Regions from separate parts of the Homo sapiens genome. Here region 1 is linked to region 2. Evidence: read pairs that join two places in POLR2A ChIA-PET (ENCODE). Cell type or tissue: endothelial cell of umbilical vein. All regions are shown on one strand. Links, peaks and the distances in the headings refer to the core of each region. The heading gives the core; the rest is flanking DNA.

What was found. Peaks named below come from ENCODE experiments on the same cell type or tissue, not always from the same donor. Only the 100,000 strongest peaks of a DNase experiment are listed, where the experiment ranks them.
Region 1: POLR2A ChIA-PET joins it to region 2 with 5 read pairs; 5 of 35 experiments call an interaction of 5 or more read pairs at or near these places.

What each region holds. Positions count from the first base shown.
Region 1 is chr1:112,848,323-112,851,197 of GRCh38, reverse strand. LINC01356 (long intergenic non-protein coding RNA 1356) reads left to right here and starts at 555. Exons shown (of 7, transcript NR_103746.1): 1 at 555-1,518; 2 at 2,148-2,244. LINC01357 (long intergenic non-protein coding RNA 1357) reads right to left here and starts at 1,341. Exons shown (of 2, transcript NR_189282.1): 1 at 771-1,341. In endothelial cell of umbilical vein, for the core only: no CTCF peak of the experiment used is centred there; a DNase peak (open chromatin) is centred at 1,377; H3K4me3 peaks cover 1,800 bases; H3K27ac peaks cover 1,069 bases.
Region 2 is chr1:112,723,623-112,726,529 of GRCh38, reverse strand. TAFA3 (TAFA chemokine like family member 3) reads right to left here. Exons shown (of 6, transcript NM_182759.3): 5 at 2,393-2,517. Among named protein-coding and RNA genes, the nearest start is that of TAFA3, 6.2 kb to the right of the region's middle. RefSeq lists a silencer at 2,482-2,686. In endothelial cell of umbilical vein, for the core only: no CTCF peak of the experiment used is centred there; no DNase peak of the experiment used is centred there.

The DNA.
Region 1 (2,875 bases), core at 1-2,500, 120 kb before region 2:
ACACCCTTCTAATTTTTGTATTTTTAGTAGAGGGGGGTTTCGCTATGTTGGCCAGGCTGGTCTTGAATTCCTGACCTCAGGTGATCCACCTGCCTCGGCCTCCCAAAGTGCTGGGATTACAGACATGGGACACCGCGCCCAGCCTCATCCTCCAGTCTCTACCCTTCTTCAATCTCTTGTGAGAATTGAGGGGAAGGGTAAGTGAGGGGGTGAGTCCTGGAAGGGAGGAAGACAGTGAGAGAAGGGCAGGGTCCTGGCAAGCAGTAAGTGCTCAACAGATGTTGGTTAATTTGCGCCTGACTCAGTCTCTCCCATAAACTTGAAAGCTCTTTGAAGGCAGGGGCCTTGCCTCATACTTTTTCAGTATTTCTCAAAAGTCCTGGACATCAGAGACCACCCCATGGTTATTTGATCACTTCAACACACACGTTGGTTATGCGGTCACAGCGGCTATTATGATAAAAACAGGCTCTGGAGTGTGACTTCAAATGCTGGCCGCTGACGAGCTGGGCTGTCTGGAAAATTACTTCACCTCTCTGAGCCTCGGGTGCCTTATTTACAAAATGTTCATGGCAGGGCCCACTTCACAGGGCTGTGAGGATTACAGAGGATAATCTGGGTGAGGCGCATCAGCCCCAGCGCCGCCTGCCACAATTCTATCCGGCCCCACATATGCATCGTCCATAAGCGTCCGGCCCCTGCATTCTCGCTTTTCCACGTGGCCGAGGTGCACACCCCAACCCACTGGGCCAGTCTCCCCGCCCTCTTACCTGCTCTTCTTTCCCGACTCGTCTTTAATACCCACCAGGAGCCAGTCGCCGCGGGCCTGGCTCTGTGGTGGCAAGTTGCATGGGTTCTCCCATCAGGACCTCCCGATGAGCCTACGAGGTCGGTTCTATTACTGTCGCCACTTCAGAGGGAGGAAACAGGCCCGCAGGGTTGGGGAACTTCCCGAGGTCACTGAACTGGTGTCAGGCCCAGATTGGAATCCAAACACATCCCAGCCCATGCCCGGCTCCCCAGCGCCGGCTCCCAGGCGTCTTCCCGGGTGCCAGCGGCACCCGCATCCATTCAAATGCTGCCCAGTCCCCGCTCCTCAGTCGCTTCCCTCTACTACGCGCCCGCATCTCCCCCCGACCCCTCAGGGTCAGGCCTCTCGGTGGCTTTTCCTTTTTCTCTTCCAGAAACTAAGGGGTGAGACCGACGTTTGTGTGCCGGACGCGTGCAGGTGGCGGCGACGCTCCCGGGAGACGCGGGGGGAGAACCAGTCTGTGCGCGCGGCTGTGAGAAGCCCCGACCAAGCTTTCCACGCGCTTGTTTCGGGCAGCAGAGGACGCGAGGGCCGACTGCGTCCCCAGTGCGCAGGCTCGGCCGGGGGCGCGTAATCAGGCAGCCCAGCGGTCCCTTCAAACCGAGGCAGGGAAGCTCTACGTCTTGGGGGCCGCATGGTGCCGAGAGCGCAGACCAGACCCGCCCCGCCTCTCCGTGCCACGCACGCGCTCGGCTCCGCGCTTAATGGTTAGTTGGGTAACAGCCCGCGGTGCCCTAGTTGCCCGGGTGGGGTCGGAGGGACCCTCGCGGGAGGGGAGACCACGTCTCCAGGGGGTGGGAGGCGGCCTCACTGAGGGCTTCGCAGGCAGCTGCGTGACCTCGGAGCGCGGCGCTAGTGGAGGGGCGGCCAGGTGGTGTGGCCACCAGCTCCCGGAGAGGAATGTGGCCAGGTGACCTGGGGTAATCACTTCATCCTCACAGGAAATGCTTTTTTTGTCTGGAAGAATAGTGACTGGGCTGTAAAAACAAATGCCCCTGCCTTCAGGCTCTCTGGGCAAGATATACCCCCTTGGGAGGTGACTGGGGCTGAGCCGAGGTGGGGTTTGTTTTGGGGATTGTGGGGTGCCACCTGTAACCTTCTAATCTTTAAACTCTATTTGTTCCTCTTCCTTTAATTAAACCTGACAAATAATTTTCCCCAGTTCGTGATTCCCGTGACCCATGACTTTGCTCTGCCCATAGAAATTCTCTTCTAATTCCTTCCCCTCCCTGTTCTCTGCTTTGTAGTACGTGAACCTTATTATTATTATTATTATTATTATTATTATTATTATTATTATTATTATTATTGAGACGAGTCTCGCTCTGTCGCCCAGGCTGGAGTGCAGTGGCGCGATCTCGGCTCATCGCAACCTCCATCTCCCGGGTTCAAGCAATTCTCTGCCTCAGCCTCCCGAGTGGCTGGGATTACAGGTGACCACCACCATGCCCGGCTAATTTTTTTGTATTTTTAGTAGAGACGGGGTTTCACCATCTTGGCCAGGCTGGTCTTGAACTCCTGACCTCAGATCCACCCGCCTCGGCCTCCCAAAGTGCTGGGATTACAGGCGTGAGCCACCGCGCCCAGCCGAACCTTGTATTATTTTTGTTTGCTGTCTCCTGTAACAGATTGTAAGTTTCTGTTTTTCTTTCTTTTTTTTTTTTTTTAGACAGAGTTTCGCTCTTATTGCCCAGGCTGCAGTGCAGTGGCGCGATCTTGGCTCACCTCAACCTCCGCCTCCCGGGTTCAAGTGATTCTCCTGCCTCAGGCTCCCGAGTAGCTGGGATTACAAGTGCCTGCCACCACACGCAGCTAATTTTTTGTAGTTTTAGTAGAGATGGGGTTTCACCATGTTAGCCAGGCTGGTCTCGAGCTCCTGACCTCAGGTGATTCAGCCTCCTCGGCCTCCCAAAGTGCTAGGATTATAGTTGTGAAGTGCGGCACCTGGCCCAAGATTGTAAGTTTCTCTAAGGTAGTGAACGTCATTGTAGTTCCCATAACTACATGGTTAACACATGGTTAAACAGAAGTAACAGTGGGCATCTTCAGTTAATTTTGGGATAA
Region 2 (2,907 bases), core at 288-2,787:
TGCTGCCAATCCTCTCACCCTAAAGCAGGCCGGAATGGGAAAGCATGGCCTGGTGACCCATGCAAACATACGTCAGACAAGCCTCCCCACTGTTTGCTTCAGAGTAGCTACCCAAATTGCAAGCACTTCCTTACAGGCCACAAACCCAAACCTATAACATGGTGACAAATGTCACAAGCTCTGTAGTGGGTCTCATTCTCTTCTGATCTTAAATATACTCAGAATGGCTGTCCCTCATCCCTGCCTCCGGATAGAGAGAGGATGCTCTACTTTAGAGCCAAACTTTTTCTTGCTGTAGCTCCTTTTGTTGTGTGCTCTGTGAAAATGGTTGCTCTCTTCAGAAGCCAAAGGCTGCCTTTCCTTCTCTATTTTTTTTTCTTTTTTTCTTTTTTTGAGATGGAGTCTCACTCTGTCGCCCAGACTGGAGTGCAGTGGCATGATCTCTGCTTACCGCAACTTCTGCCTCCTAGGTTCAAGCAATTCTCCTGCCTCAGCCTCCCAAGTAGCTGGGATTACAGGCGTGTGCCATTATGCCCAGCTAATTTTTGTATTTTTAGTAGAGACGGGTTTTCACCATGTTGACCAGGTTGGTCTTGAACTCCTGACCTCTTGATTCACCCACCTCTGTCTCCCAAAGTGCTGGGATTACAGGCATGAGCCACCGCACCCAGCCCTCCTTCTCTATTTTCTTATGTGTTTGCTTGTTTGCTGTGTGTGGTGGGAGGGAAGGAAAGCCAAAGGCAGAACCCTGGCTTGCCCTGCAGTGTCACTCTTCTGTACCAATGGTGACGGCAGAGCAATGCGGCTGATTAGCCATGACACACATGGAGCTGCTAACGAGTTTGATAAAAAATTTAATTACCCCTTGTTCTGTGGAGCAGGCAGCAAACCATGAAAATAATAATCCTCTTGGGTGCTGTGACAGTGGACAGAGAAATCTGACTAGAGGAGGGTAGGTATGAACTGTAGGGAGTCAACAACAGTGGGAATGGGGTGGGGGTGGGGGATGGTCACGGCAGAGGTGAGTGACAGAGTGACTACTGTACCTGGAGCTCAGGTAGAAGTAGCAATTCCTCCCTCAATTATCTTATAATTTTTCCCATTCTCGACTATGTTTTTTTTTTTTTTTTTTTTAATATTTCAACTTTTATTTTAGATTCAGGGATTACATGTGCAGGTTTGTTACATGAGTATATTGCATGACACTGAGGTTTGGAGTGCCATTGATCTCATTACCCATGTAGTAAGCATAGGACCCAATAGGTAGTTTTTCAGCCCTTGCTCCCCTCCCTCTCTCACTGCTCTGGTAGTCACCATCGTCCACTGTTCCCATCTTTATGTCCATGTGTACCCAATGTTTAGCTCTCAGAAGTGAGAACATGTGGTATTTGATTTTCCGTTGCCATGCTAAGTCCCTTAGGATCATGGCCTTCAGCTGCAACCAGGGTGTTACAGAAAACATTATTTTTTTTATGGCTGTGTAGTATTCTATGGTATATAAGTGCCACATTTTCTTTATCCTATTCAATGTTGATTGGCACCTAGACTGATTATATGCCCTTGCTATTATGAATACTGCTTTGATGAACATACAAGTGCATGTGTCTTTTTGGCAAAATGATTTATTTTCCTTTGGGTATATACCAGTAATAGGATGGCTGGGTTGAATGGTAGTTCTGTTTTAAGCTCTTTTTTTTTTTTTTTTTTTTTTTTGCTGCTCTAATATGTTGTTTTTTTTTTTTTAAATTATACTTTACGTTTTAGGGTACATGTGCACATTGTGCAGGTTAGTTACATATGTATACATGTGCCATGCTGGTGCGCTGCACCCACTAACTCGTCATCTAGCATTAGGTATATCTCCCAATGCTACCCCTCCCCCCTCCCCCCACCCCACCACAGTCCCCAGAGTGTGATATTCCCCTTCCTGTGTCCATGTGATCTCATTGTTCAGTTCCCACCTATGAGTGAGAATATGCGGTGTTTGGTTTTTTGTTCTTGCGATAGTTTACTGAGAATGATGATTTCCAATTTCATCCATGTCCCTACAAAGGACATGAACTCATCATTTTTTATGGCTGCATAGTATTCCATGGACTATGTTTTTATAGGCCTGATATTTTCTGGAGGCAAACTAATTCCAGGCAGACAGGAGGAAACCAGCGTATATGGACATCAAGAATCTTCCCAGGACACACTGGATTTCAAGTCCTGACCCCCCTAACTCCAGTCCCCAGTGAGAACAGACCTGAGAGGACTGTCTGTGAATTTCATGGTTCACGATCTCACCTTGGGACACTGACATCCTAGACCTCCAAGGCTCCTGTGCCCCCTTTTCTGCCCTTGGTAGAGAGGGAAGGGGAGGGTGGGATGAGGTGCCCACCCAGGGTACCTTGGTGGTTTTGACTTTGTGTCCACTGCTGCAGCTCCATCCCGACAGGTCCGGGAGCACCTTACACTCCTCCCCCGGCAGGCAGGGCTCCATCTGACACCACCATCTCTGCAGGACGATGGAGGCTGTGGGAGCAGGAGGCGGAGTGCAGCTCTAGGGTCTCTACGAGCACAGTGGGCAGCCAAGAGCAGGTCTGCGAATGAGGTGCACGTTTCCACACACCCCTGGCCTTGAGCCATGCATTTCCCTTGTCTTTCCCCTACTCCAGGCTGCCCAGAGAGGCAGTACTCAGCCTGAGGCCTGGGGACGTAACCCTCTCAACTTTAATCCCACCGATCCCTGCATCTCCCCAGACAGTGACGGGTGAAGGCAGGCAAAAATGTCTCTAAGGTGACCATGTCACTAGCATCGATGCACAACCAGTATACTCCCTCTGTGGTGTGTGAGCAAGGGTGTGAGTCGTCTGGAGGGGTCTACAGACCAGGAGTGCATAGCTGGCATAGCTGGTATGCGCG